Linked DNA regions of Homo sapiens: region 1 is linked to region 2. A link is a contact called in ENCODE POLR2A ChIA-PET data. All regions are on one chromosome and are shown on one strand. Each heading gives the region's core, a stretch centred on a gene start or an enhancer-like site at or near the end of the contact. The rest is flanking DNA. Distances are from core to core; before and after follow the strand shown. Region 1 holds the start of MAP3K6 (mitogen-activated protein kinase kinase kinase 6). Region 2 overlaps TRIM63 (tripartite motif containing 63).

What was found. ChIA-PET counts read pairs that join two places held with the same protein, here RNA polymerase II (POLR2A).
Region 1: POLR2A ChIA-PET joins it to region 2 with 14 read pairs in activated CD8-positive, alpha-beta memory T cell. The contact joins the promoter of MAP3K6 here to the enhancer-like site in region 2. POLR2A ChIA-PET finds 5 or more read pairs at or near these places in 2 of 52 experiments (WTC11 and activated CD8-positive, alpha-beta memory T cell).

The regions. Positions count from the first base shown.
Region 1 is chr1:27,362,048-27,368,304 of GRCh38, reverse strand. MAP3K6 (mitogen-activated protein kinase kinase kinase 6) reads left to right here and starts at 1,344. Exons shown (of 29, transcript NM_004672.5): 1 at 1,344-2,047; 2 at 3,393-3,532; 3 at 3,621-3,644; 4 at 3,911-4,101; 5 at 4,220-4,388; 6 at 4,757-4,863; 7 at 5,284-5,454; 8 at 5,552-5,664; 9 at 6,055-6,214. The coding sequence starts at 1,708. RefSeq lists enhancers at 478-1,419, 1,420-2,363 and silencers at 1,616-1,725, 1,756-1,975, 2,046-2,095, 2,686-2,755.
Region 2 is chr1:26,048,868-26,055,436 of GRCh38, reverse strand. It overlaps TRIM63 (tripartite motif containing 63), which reads left to right. Exons shown (of 9, transcript NM_032588.4): 8 at 1,473-1,544; 9 at 3,554-4,136. The coding sequence ends at 3,564. It overlaps LOC105376910 (a long non-coding RNA gene), which reads right to left. Exons shown (of 2, transcript XR_001737948.2): 1 at 5,392-6,569; 2 at 4,783-5,080. Among named protein-coding and RNA genes, the nearest start is that of SLC30A2, 6.0 kb to the right of the region's middle. RefSeq lists a silencer at 1,185-1,479. Within about 2 kb of position 2,921, at least 2 of the 41 ENCODE cell types and tissues checked have a DNase peak (open chromatin) inside an H3K27ac peak, as active enhancers do.

The sequences.
Region 1 (6,257 bases), core at 95-2,594, 1.3 Mb before region 2:
CTGTCGCCCCGCCCAGGCTGGAGTGCAATGGCACGATCTCCACTCACCGCAACCTCCATCTCCCAGGTTCAAGTGATTCTCCTGCCTCAGCTCCCAAGTAGCTGGGATCACAGGCAGGTGCCACCACACCCAGCTACTTTTTTTTGTATTTTTAGTAGAGACGGGGTTTCACCATGTTGGCCAGGCTGGTCTCGAACTCCTGACCTCGTGATCCACTCATCTTGGCCTCCCAAAGTGGGATTACAGGCATGAGCCACCGCCCTGGCTGGGAATTGCACAGCTTTCTCAGCCTGTCGGTTGCCCATGCCTGTCCTTTGTAAGTTGTCTGTTTTCCACTCCAGCCTCTGTTGCAGGCCAAGTTCTCAAACTCTACCACTTCCTGCCTATCTCATTGGGTGTCAGTTCGAATCCAAGGTCAAACCAAGGAAGGTACCTTTTTCTTCCACAAGGCAACAGGGCAATGAAACAGCCATTGAGTAGCATTTAAGCAGTTTATTTGCCCAAAGCCACATTCTAGTAAGTGGCAGAATTAAATAGTTAAGAGTCTGACAGGCGGTCCTGGGTTTGCACCCTGCTGTCATGTGCTGAGTGATCCTGGACAAGTTATTCAACTTAAGTCCCCAGTTCTTGGTTTCAGGGTCCACTGAGGCTTCTACCAGGTTGCTGCCTCACTCATTAATTCACACAAGAAAGTTGGGGACTCTTGGGGATTTGAAGCTGAGAAGCTGCTGTAGTGCAAAGGGCTGGGGTTGACTCCTTCAAGGGGTGGCTAAAGAAATGTTTAGAGTTGTTTAGAGTAGGAAGTGCTTCTCAGGTCCCATGGCCACGTTCTGCCTAGAAGTCAAAGGTCAGCGGGGGTCCACAGCAGGTTGGGTCCTGGGGAAAGCAGCCCCCTAGTGACAGTTAAGGCTCAGATGCCAAGTCCCACTCCAGGACTGAAGGCTTTCGGGCAAGCGGCCTAGGGTGTAGGTTTCCCCCATCCCAGTCCCTCCCTGCCTGCGCTCACTGGGCCCGGGAGGACACCCATTGTTCATCATGCTCTGCGCACCCTGATGTCTCTAGAGAGCCATTCATTCAACAGATACCTGCAGAGCAGGGCCTGCATATCGAACCTTTTCCCTAGCCCTGGCCTCCTCACACATTTTATGTGCACTTGCTGTGAGCAGTCCACAGTCTTTGGCGTGCACAGGGGCACAGGCTGTTCCGGAAGCCGCCAGTCTCCAAAGTTCTGGCGGGAGAGAAGGGAGGGGAGAGGCTGAGTCTCAAGCCGCTAGGGAGCGGCTCTGCCCCAGGGCCGAGGGTGGAGCTTTCTGGGTCGGCCGGGAAAGGGCTGGGCTTAGCCTACAAGTGAAGGCAGGGCAGCGTTGGCGGGCGCTCCCTTGAGAAGTCCAGGTGGCGGGCACCTCCGAGCCGATTCCCAGGATCCCCCAAGTGGCTCTGAGCTGCCGATCACCGGATGCCCCAGATTCCTGGGACCCAATCCCGGATTTCAGAACCTCAGGACCTTGCAAGTCCGAGCTAGGATTTCTCCCTGGACTTTAGATTCCTGGAACGGGACGTCAGGCCGTATTCCGGATCCCTAGATCCCGTGGGAGATTCTCCGATTCCGAACGGATTCCAGATCCCAAGATTCCTGATCTGCCGGCCCAGGCTCCTGCCCCGCCCCCGGTTCCCAGTGCGCGGCGCCCCGCGCCTGAGCGCCCCCGCATGGCGGGGCCGTGTCCCCGGTCCGGGGCGGAGCGCGCCGGCAGCTGCTGGCAGGACCCGCTGGCCGTGGCGCTGAGCCGGGGCCGGCAGCTCGCGGCGCCCCCGGGCCGGGGCTGCGCGCGGAGCCGGCCGCTCAGCGTGGTCTACGTGCTGACCCGGGAGCCGCAGCCCGGGCTCGAGCCTCGGGAGGGAACCGAGGCGGAGCCGCTGCCCCTGCGCTGCCTGCGCGAGGCTTGCGCGCAGGTCCCCCGGCCGCGGCCGCCCCCGCAGCTGCGCAGCCTGCCCTTCGGGACGCTGGAGCTAGGCGACACCGCGGCTCTGGATGCCTTCTACAACGCGGGTGAGAGCGCTGGGGGCGGGGCCGGATCCGGGCGGGACTCAGGGTCCTGGGAGGGGACCAAGCCGGGCTCGAAGGCTCAAGGGAGGGGCCGAGAGGGGTACCGGGTCTAGGGGACTTAAAGTGAGCTAAAGCTGAAGGGCTTGGGACAGGGCCGTGAAAAAAGTGGGATTTAGGGGATCTGGGGCGCGGCCGGGCTCGGGACGAGACAGGGATCCGGGCGCGGCTCTAGGGCTCGAGGTTGGGGCTTAGGCACCCTTCAGTCGGAGCGGTGCCCAGCCAGCGGGGCAAGGATGGGGAGGGGCTTTGGAACTCTGGGGCGGGGCGGGGAGCGGCGCGGGGCTGTGGTGTCTCAGGGGTGGGGTTGGAGAACTCAGCCTCACCCTCAGGAGAATGTCACGCGGATCTCTTGAGGACAATTACTGGGAGAGGAGCTTGGACTTAGGGAAAGGGGCCGGGAGGCTGGAGTTCAGGAGTCCTAGCATACTATTTCCAAGGATCGGGCTAGGAGAGGCAAAAAGAGAAGCGAAGGGGCCCGACGGGACTGGATACTGGGTGAGGGAGCTTAGGTTAAGTGGCCTCAGCGGCCCAGAAAGAATGGGCGGGGAAGGGGCGGGGAAGTGGGCGGGAAAGGATGGCTCAGGGGCGGGGCCAGAAGGAGGCTATTCCCCCGCGAGTCACTCCTCCCTCCAGCCAGCCCGGATGCTCGGCCCCCATACTTACTTGCTTATGCTAGAGTCCAGTAGCTGTGCTTCCTGGATGTCCATGAAATCGTAGCCTAAAATGAAGGCTGACCCGACCACTCGGACACAAAGATACAATTATCGACAGACACAAATCGCATACATGTTGACTCATGCAGGCCCTAGCAGACGCTGTCACACACACAGATACAGTCAGACATAGTAAGCTATACATGTCACAGATATACACATACATACATTTAGGCACAGCGTTGTCTATGCACACTGATGGTAGCCCCTTTCAAGAGCCTGTGCTGAAGACCAAAGGGAGGGGACTTCTATGTTTGCGCAACTCCCACCTCCTAAATGGCCCGTAACAGACTCAACTGGTCCACAGCCTCCCTTCCCCCATGCCAGGTGCTCACAGGCTCTGAACCGTGGCCTGAGGGTCCCAACCCAGTGAGCCCAACTCCTCTCCTGCAACACTACAGAGATCAGTTCTGTGAAAGTGCCAGGGGAACCCTAAAAAGGGCCGACTGAAGCCCAAAGCAGAACCAGACCCTACTGGAGTCCCACAGCAAGGCAGGTCAAGCCAGGATGGACCCCGGCTCCTTCCCCATCAAGCTGGGCTTCAGGGATCAGCGCCACCCCCTCTGTGCCTGCAGATGTGGTGGTGCTGGAGGTGAGCAGCTCGCTGGTACAGCCCTCCCTGTTCTACCACCTTGGTGTGCGTGAGAGCTTCAGCATGACCAACAATGTGCTCCTCTGCTCCCAGGCCGACCTCCCTGACCTGCAGGCCCTGCGGGTAGGTGGCCTGGGGCTGGTGGAGGCAGGCACAGGGCTGGGGTAAGGCCTACACAGAACACCAGTATCTGACTGTCTGCCTCCTGCAGGAGGATGTTTTCCAGAAGAACTCGGTGAGCAGAATCCACCTCTCACTCAAAAGTGCCCTTTGACTTCCGCTATGACCTCTGACCTCCACTAATCCCCCTGGCCTCCTCAGTCACCTAACCCCCCACTGACATCCCAAGTATTCCTCTGTTTCCTGTTGCCTCCTCTCATGACGGGTGCCCCTTTCCTGCGATTCCAATTCCCACTGATGCTGACCTTTGATGCTCTCACTCCCCTTGTCTAGCCCTGTGCTGACCTCTGACCTCACTGATTCCTGCCTCCCTCCCACCAGGATTGCGTTGGCAGCTACACACTGATCCCCTATGTGGTGACGGCCACTGGTCGGGTGCTGTGTGGTGATGCAGGCCTTCTGCGGGGCCTGGCTGATGGGCTGGTACAGGCTGGAGTGGGGACCGAGGCCCTGCTCACTCCCCTGGTGGGCCGGCTTGCCCGCCTGCTGGAGGCCACACCCACAGACTCTTGGTAATGAAGGCCCCCAGGGAGGGTGCTCCAGGAGGGGGCTGGTGAGGGTATGGTGGGCTGGGGCTGAGGTACAGGCCCCACCATTCTCTCTCCCTGCCTCCCCTACCCTGGGCATCAGTGGCTATTTCCGGGAGACCATTCGGCGGGACATCCGGCAGGCGCGGGAGCGGTTCAGTGGGCCACAGCTGCGGCAGGAGCTGGCTCGCCTGCAGCGGAGACTGGACAGCGTGGAGCTGCTGAGCCCCGACATCATCATGAACTTGCTGCTCTCCTACCGCGATGTGCAGGTGCGTGGTGTTCAGAGAGGCAGTAGGGCAGCTGGCATTTGAGGTCAGACAAACCCAAGTTCAGTTCCTGGCTGGGCCACTTGCTCACTGGTGGCTTTGGGCAAATTATCCAATGTCTCTGAGTGTTGGCCTCCTTATTTGTTAGAGAGGATGAGCATGTCGCTGCCTCCTGGGGCAGTTGTGGGGTTGGGAACGCCCAGCATGGGGCATACAGTAGGTTCTCCCTGTGAGGTGTGTCCGCTGGGCCTGAGGGAGGCGTGCAGAAGATGGTGGCTGGGTGGGATGTCAGGAGTGGGACAGGACCCTGGCTCAAGGTTCCTTGGGGCCTGGAGGCCCATGATGCCAGTGCTTGCCGTTCCCTGATGCAGGACTACTCGGCCATCATTGAGCTGGTGGAGACGCTGCAGGCCTTGCCCACCTGTGATGTGGCCGAGCAGCATAATGTCTGCTTCCACTACACTTTTGCCCTCAACCGGTGAGTGGCAGAGCAAGGGTTAGGTCATAGCCACATAAAGGTTTCCGAAACCTAGGTCTCTGCGTGCAAAGCCATTGCTGTCTGGGATCACTGCTGTTCGGGGAATTTGCTGACCGGGGTCACTGATGTCAATAGGTCCCTGTTGTTCTGAGTTACTGCTGCCTGGGTCGGGGTGGGGGAGGTGGTGCTGCCTGTGGTATGGTCACCGCTGTCCAAGATCACTGCTCCTAAGAGTCATCGCATCTAGGAATCACTTCCATCTGAGGTCACTAGAGAGGTCAGTGCTGGCCAGGGTCATTATCATTTTGAGGTCATTATTGTCAGGCCCCTGGAAGGGTCCCTGCTGGTTCAGTGTCTAGAGGTCCCTGGACAGAGTAGGCCAGGGCCATCAGGGAGGGCCTGAGCCCATCTTTTCCCTAGGAGGAACAGGCCTGGGGACCGGGCGAAGGCCCTGTCTGTGCTGCTGCCGCTGGTACAGCTTGAGGGCTCTGTGGCGCCCGATCTGTACTGCATGTGTGGCCGTATCTACAAGGACATGTTCTTCAGCTCGGGTTTCCAGGATGCTGGGCACCGGGAGCAGGCCTATCACTGGTAAAGAGCACAGTGAGTGGCCGGTGGGCTAAGCTGTGAGATGAGGGGTGGTGCTGTGGGCATCAGTCCAGCCCTGTGCCCCCTACCCCCACCCCAGGTATCGCAAGGCTTTTGACGTAGAGCCCAGCCTTCACTCAGGCATCAATGCAGCTGTGCTCCTCATTGCTGCCGGGCAGCACTTTGAGGATTCCAAAGAGCTCCGGCTAATAGGTGAGCACAGATCCTGGCTCTTGTCTCGTCACCCACAGGGGTTCCGAGGGGCCTGGGAAGAGGGCAGGGAGAGAGCACACTGGGCAAGAGCTAGGATGAGCTCATCCATTTTGGACTGTCCTGCCCATACCCACACCTGGGTCCTCATACCTGTTCTGGGCCCTCAGGAGCCCTCAAACCCACAAATGTTCCCAAACTCACATCTGCGTGTCCATTACATCCTGAATTCCACATATACCTGTGCCTGAGCTCCTGTTCCCACCCGAGATCTTGCCATACTCAATGCCATACTCATATCTATGTTCATGTCCACACTCGGGCCCACAGAAATGGTGGGCCTCACTCACCCCTGCACCCACACTCACTGGAGCCCATGCCTCTCTCCCCCAGGCATGAAGCTGGGCTGCCTGCTGGCCCGCAAAGGCTGCGTGGAGAAGATGCAGTATTACTGGGATGTGGGTTTCTACCTGGGAGCCCAGATCCTCGCCAATGACCCCACCCAGGTGGTGCTGGCTGCAGAGCAGCTGTATAAGCTCAATGCCCCCATATGGTAGGTGGCCCCCTCTGCATTCTTGGCCTGACCTGGGCTGTCA
Region 2 (6,569 bases), core at 1,672-4,171:
TCTCCCTGAGCCTCAGTTTCTCCACAAGTAAAATGAGGAGAGTACCAACAGTCACCAGTTACTGAATATTCTGTATGTCCTAGGCGCTAAGCCCTTAACATAAGTTTTATCATTTAACACAACTTCATGGGATAGGTTCTGTTACCATCTCTATTTTGTAGTTGAGGGAACTTAAAGCTCAGAGAGGGTAAGCCACTTGTTCAAGGCCACACAGCTGGCAAGTAGCCTGTGCAGATTCTACTGAGGGCCATTTGGCTTGCAAAACTCTTGTGAGGATTTTATAAGACGATGCAGATTCAACACTGAGCACACTACTTGGCACATAGTAAGTACTCAGCAACTGCTATTAAATGTAGTCATTGTGACAATGATTAAACAACAGAACTCCCTGGGTTATACTCTGATATCAGTTACTTGGCTGGAATTTTGGTTGTCATTTTGGAGATACTATTTTTTTTTTTTTTTTTTGAGACGGAGTTTTGCTCTTGTCGCCCAGGTTGGAGTGCAATGGTGTGATCTCAGCTCACTGCAACGTTTGCCTCCTGGGTTCAAGAGATTCTCCTGCCTCAGCCTCCCAAGTAGCTGGGATTACAGGTGCATGCCACCACACCCAGCTAATTTTTTGTATTTTTAGTAGAGACAGGGTTTTACCATGTTGGCCAGGCAGGTCTTGAACTCCTGACCTCAGGTGATCTGACCGCCTCAGCCTCCCAAAGTGCTGGGATTACAGGTGTGAGCGACCAAGCCTGGCCTGAAGATACTCTTGACAAATGTTCTGATTCTGTGGTGACCCCTTCAGGGCCCCAAAAGGTTAAGGAGGTAGCTTGGGAGAGGAGCGGGGAAGGGAGATGTTCCCTGTTAAAGCTTGACGGTGACATCTCAGGATAAAAAAGTGGGGACATGAGTTGCAGCTCAGTCACTGTCCCTCTGGTGCTCAGCTTCAGGGAGCAGAGGTGGCTCCAGAAGTGCTTCCCCATCATGTCCACCCCTCCCCTCCACAGGCTAAGGAATGAGGAAAATGGGACAGTGGCTGCTGAACAAGCAGATCTCATAGGCTAAGTAGCTTCCTTCAAGACAAGGACTCTGATCCCTGAGGATCGAGGAGGTTTTTCCTCCTCAGGCAATGTTTATCTGCCTACCCGAGAGATGTGCAGAAGCACAGAGTGCGCTTCCTCAGAGTCCCCTCTCTGGTCACAGGCGAGCAGGTGATAGAAGCTGCTGTTGCTGGAGCAAGGAAGTGACTTGAGCCCAGCTCCCTGGGACGGAGTGCGGGGGATTGCAGGAGCAGGGCCTCTGTGCAGCGTGGGTCTGGCAAGCCCATCCCCTCCCAGACCACTGCCGCCGCTGTGTGGCCGTTTGACCCGACTGGGCACAGGAAGGGGTTTAGACCGTGCTCTCTCTTGCCTGGTTCCTCTTCAAGTAGCTCCTCAAGGAACCGGCCCCATCCTAACACAAATGTTTTTTTGTCACAGATGAGGAAGAGGAAGAATTCATTGAAGAAGAAGATCAGGAAGAGGAAGAGTCCACAGAAGGGAAGGAAGAAGGTAAGAAATTCATCTACCTCCATTCCTTCGTTCCTTCATTCATTCCACAACAATCTGAGGTGCCTACTGTATGTGAAGCACTGTGTTAGACATTGGCAATGACGCTCAGAACTGTCCCCAGCACGTGCTTTAACCCTACTGAGGGTAAAGTCCTGTTCTCTTTACCCTTAGAAAAGAAAAAAACCCCAAACTATTCATAATAAAATGCTCCCATTTCACATCTAAATGATCTTCTTAAATGGAAAGCAATATGGCACAGCAGAGGGAAAAGACAGGGGCTCATGAGCTAGGCTGGGCCCATTGAGGTGTTTTGTTTGGCCAGCACTGTGTTTAAATTAAAACAAACAAACAAACAAACAAAACTACTTGCTGGACAGGCACGGTGGCTCGAGCCTGTAATCCCAGCACTTGGGGAGGCCAAGGCCAGCCTGGCCAACATGGTGAAACCCTGTCTCTACTAAACATACAAAAAATTAGCTGAATTTGGTGGCAGGCGCCTGTAGTACCAGCTACTTAGGAGGCTGAGGCAGGAGAATCGCTTGAACCTGGGAGGTGGAGGTTGCAGTGAGCCGAGATCGTGCCACTGCACTCCAGCCTGGGTGACAAGAGTGAGACTCCATCTCAAAAAATAAATAAATAAATACTTGCTGGCTGGGTGTGGTGGTACGTGCCTATAATCCCAGCACTTTGGGAGGCTGAGGCGGGAGGATTGCTTGAGACCTGGAGTTTGGGACCAGCCTGGTCAACAGCAAGTCCTCGTCTTTACAAAAATAATTTAAAAATTAGCCAGGCATGGTGGTACATATCTGTAGTCCTAGCTACTCGGAAGGCTGAGGCTGGAGGATTGCTTGAGCCCAAGAGGTAGAGGCTGCAGTGAGCTATGATTGCGCCACTGCACTCTTGCCTTGGCAACAGAGGACACTACACTGTCTCTTAAAAGAAAAAATTAATTGCTAACATTTTTAAAATTAGGTTTTTTTTAAGGGTTAAGAAAAAGGAGATTTGAACTAAGAATCTGCATTTTCACCTTGTGAAAGTTTAGAAAAAGCAAACAATGCTGGACTTGAACTTCCTTGTAGTCCCAGAGTGCTGGCTCTGGGCAGTGGCTCTCCCCTTTAAAGGGGACACGCTGGCATGGTGGCTCACGCCTGTAATCCTAGCACTTTGGGAGGCCGAGGCAGGCGGATCACCTGAGGTCAGGAGTTTGACACCATCCTGGCCAACATGGTGAAACCCCGTCTCTACTAAAAATACAAAAATTAGCCAGGCGTGGTGACGGGCACCTGTAATCCCAGCTACTTGGGAGGCTGAGGCAGGAGAATCGCTAGAACCCCAGGGGGGCGGAGCTTGCAGTGAGCCGAGATCACGCCACTTCACTCCAGCCTGGGCAAAAGAGTGAAACTCCATCTCAAAAAAAAACAAAGAAAAGAAAAGAAAAATGGGACATGCCCTTGCCAGTTTGCCCAGCCCCACCACCACCAGTCCCGCTTGCTTCACTCATTCATGTTATCTGCTGGCTCCTTGTAGGCATCTGAGTTTGCCAGCCTGGCAGAGTTTGATTAGGAGCCTGGGTTCTGAATCACAGCAGCTCACAATTTCTCTGAGTCTTGGGCTACTCATCTGTGTATGGGGGTCTAACAGTACTGACGTCAAAAGGTTGTAGTGGGAAGTGAATAAGATAATCGTTTAGCACGGTGTCTGATGCATAGGAAGGACGTTTGCTAATTAGCACATGCTTGCAAATGTTATTTTTCAAACCACAGGTACTGAAACTAAATTCCAATCCAGTTGAAAACTATAGGTAGTCTTTTGGAGTTTTGTACTGATGTACAATCCATAATATTTGGGCAGCTAAATTCTATTTTGGTTTTAAAAGGAAGAGACCGGGAGGAATTGGAGTTTGATGTTTTATTCAAACTCCTGTTTGAATAAACAGTAGCTTGGTAAGCCTTGGATCCTCCTGAGTCCCTGTCTCACCCCTTGCCTCTGTATCTTTTTCTTCATTTCAGGACACCAGTAAGGAGCTGGATGAATGAGAGGCCCCCAGATGCAGAGAGACTGGAGAGGGTGGGGAGGGGCCCAGCGGCCTTGGTGACAGGCCCAGGGTGGGAGGGGTCGGGGCCCCTGGAGGGGCAATGGGGAGGTGATGTCTTCTCTCTGCTCAGAGAGCAGGGACTAGGGTAGGACCCTCACCGCTGCGTCCAGCAGACACTGAACCAGAATTGGAAACGTGCTTGAAACAATCACACAGGACACTTTTCTACATTGGTGCAAAATGGAATATTTTGTACATTTTTAAAATGTGATTTTTGTATATACTTGTATATGTATGCCAATTTGGTGCTTTTTGTAAAGGAACTTTTGTATAATAATGCCTGGTCGTTGGGTGACCTGCGATTGTCAGAAAGAGGGGAAGGAAGCCAGGTTGATACAGCTGCCCACTTCCTTTCCTGAGCAGGAGGATGGGGTAGCACTCACAGGGACGATGTGCTGTATTTCAGTGCCTATCCCAGACATACGGGGTGGTAACTGAGTTTGTGTTATATGTTGTTTTAATAAATGCACAATGCTCTCTTCCTGTTCTTCAAAGGAGCCGGGGTTTCATTCAGCCTTTTTTTCCTGGAGATGAGGGTTGAGTGTGAATGAACAGGACCCCTGGTAGGAGGCAATGGCAGGGCTAGGCTTAGGTCCCAGTAAAGGAGTTCTCGACACCACCATTTCCCAATGTGGACTCCATGGAAAGCCAGCCCTGAGCTGGTCCTTCAAGAACAGGTTCAATGTGTTGTTGCTCTGGTTCTCCAGAAAACAGAGCCTGAGGCAAAATTTAAATGCTTTAGTTGCAGGTTATAGGGACTTCCCCGTGCTCACTGAAGGCTCACTGAAGGCTCACTGAAAATCATCAAGAAGAGGCAGATTAAGGCTGGGCAGGTGCAGTGGTTCATGCCTGTAATCCCAGCACTTTGGGAGGACAAGGAGGGCAGATCATCTGAGGTCAGGAGTTCCAGACCAGCCCGACCAACATGGTGAAGCCCCGTCTCTACTAAAAATACAAAATTAGTTGGGCGTGGTGGCGCATGCCTGCAATCCTAGCTACTTGGGAGGCTGAGGCATGAGAATTGCTTGAACCCAGGAGGCGGAGGTTGTAGTGAGCCAAGATCGCACCACTGCACTCCAGCCTGGGCAACAAGAGTGAAACTCCGTCTCAAAAAAAAAAAAAAAAAAAAAAGAGGCAGATTAATAGGAGAAAAGGCAAACAAATACACAAATTTATTTGACCATGGTTTTATGAGATACAAGAACCTTCAGAATGAACACCCAAAGATACAGGAGAAACTGTCCATTTTTAGGCTTCAGTTCAACAAAGTATGGATGGCCGTGTAGAAATACGGTTGGACAAAAGAGCCTGATCTAATGCTGATAGACTGAGTGGGGAACCCAGCGAGGCCTGTCTGTCAAGATTCTTTTCGGCCTCTCTGCGCAGCATTCCTTCCTTCCTCATATGGCGCAGGACTCTCTCTGGATGGGGGTCTTCTGACCTACAATCAGACAAAGGTCAAATAATTTCCTATGGCCAATTTTACACAGAAAGAAAGAGGAAAGTTAGAGTAATATTTTTAGGTTTTAGGGCAGGCTTTTGGTGAAGAGGGATTGTAGTTTTTATAGCTAGCCTTGGGGGAGAATAAGGGACCAGAGACAGGAGGGCAGGAGAAGGTCAGAGAGAAATGTTTGCTTCCGAGGGAGGCCTTCATTTCGGGGTATTGTTTTCTGAGACCCTATGAGGCACACTCCCAAGGCCAACAGAGGGAAGGAAAATGGAAGCGAGGCAGGCAAGGAGGGAAGCAAGTACAAGGTGTCACGTGGCTGAGCTGGCCACAGCTTCACCAAAGACTGGGCTGGCTGCTTAGTCATGTGAGATGTTTCCAGCAGGCCATAAAGAACAGAACATGATTCAAAGTCCTTCATCTAGAGAAGAAAAAAAAAAAGAAATGTGTCTGCTGGCTCCTTCCTGTCTCCCGCCTCCCATACTGTTCATTCCACCTTGACTTCAGGTGGTGCAGGTGCAGGGGCAGCAAGGTCACCTGCCCCATTGGGTGGTACTTCAGCTGAGTCTGGAGATGGTGGGAGGTGCCAGGGCCTCCATGGTCCAGTTGGGTTGGACAAGGGTGGGGCAGCTGCTGTCTCCACCTCAGTGAACACAATGGGGCCAGGCTGGTGCCCAGACTCACGCCAGGAAAGGCCAAGTCAGCCACCGGCAGTAGGGGATGAATTCATGACTGTGGCCCAGTAGCATCCAGGATCTCCATGAGCAAGAAGCCAAGGGCCTGGAGAGAGGCAAGGCTGAGCGAATCCGAGGCAGCGCATTCACCGGGGCTGATACACCAGAGACTTACAACTTTGAGGAGCATTGCAGAGCCTGTTCCCCCTTTTAGACATTCAGATCACAGTAGCAAATTAAGGGGTCCGAGTCGTCCCACCGTAAAGAAAGCGAATTAACTTTAGATGAGGACCATCAAGTTCATGGTGCTTGGAATGCTGCCTGACCCTAAGTCTTTCATTTTGTGTGTGTGGACTGAATTTCCCAACTTATTCATATGACATCCTCCGGAACTAGAGTTATGTGGAACTTGCTTTAGGACAGTGCTCAAAAACCCTCACAACCTCTGCCCATTTTCACTTCTGGGAGTTTGGTAGGTTTTCTAAGGCTAACTCAGTTCCTAACTTTGAATTTCAAAGAATCAGATTTTGCTCTCATTTCCAGTCCTTTCTCAAGTTCTGAAGCATTTTGTTTTAGTTTTTAAAACACGGTGTAATACACACACACACACCCTTAAAAGTGCACAAAACTCATCGTAGAGTTTAATAACCTATTGTAAAATGAAACCTTATGTTACTACCACTCAGGTGAAAAAAAAAAAAGAACATTGCCAGCCCTCAGAAGCCCTCCATGTGCCCCTCTACCACATCACAGCTCCTCTTTCTGATTGGGGCAGCGGAAAGAGGAGCGGTCAATTTTTTTGTTTTTTT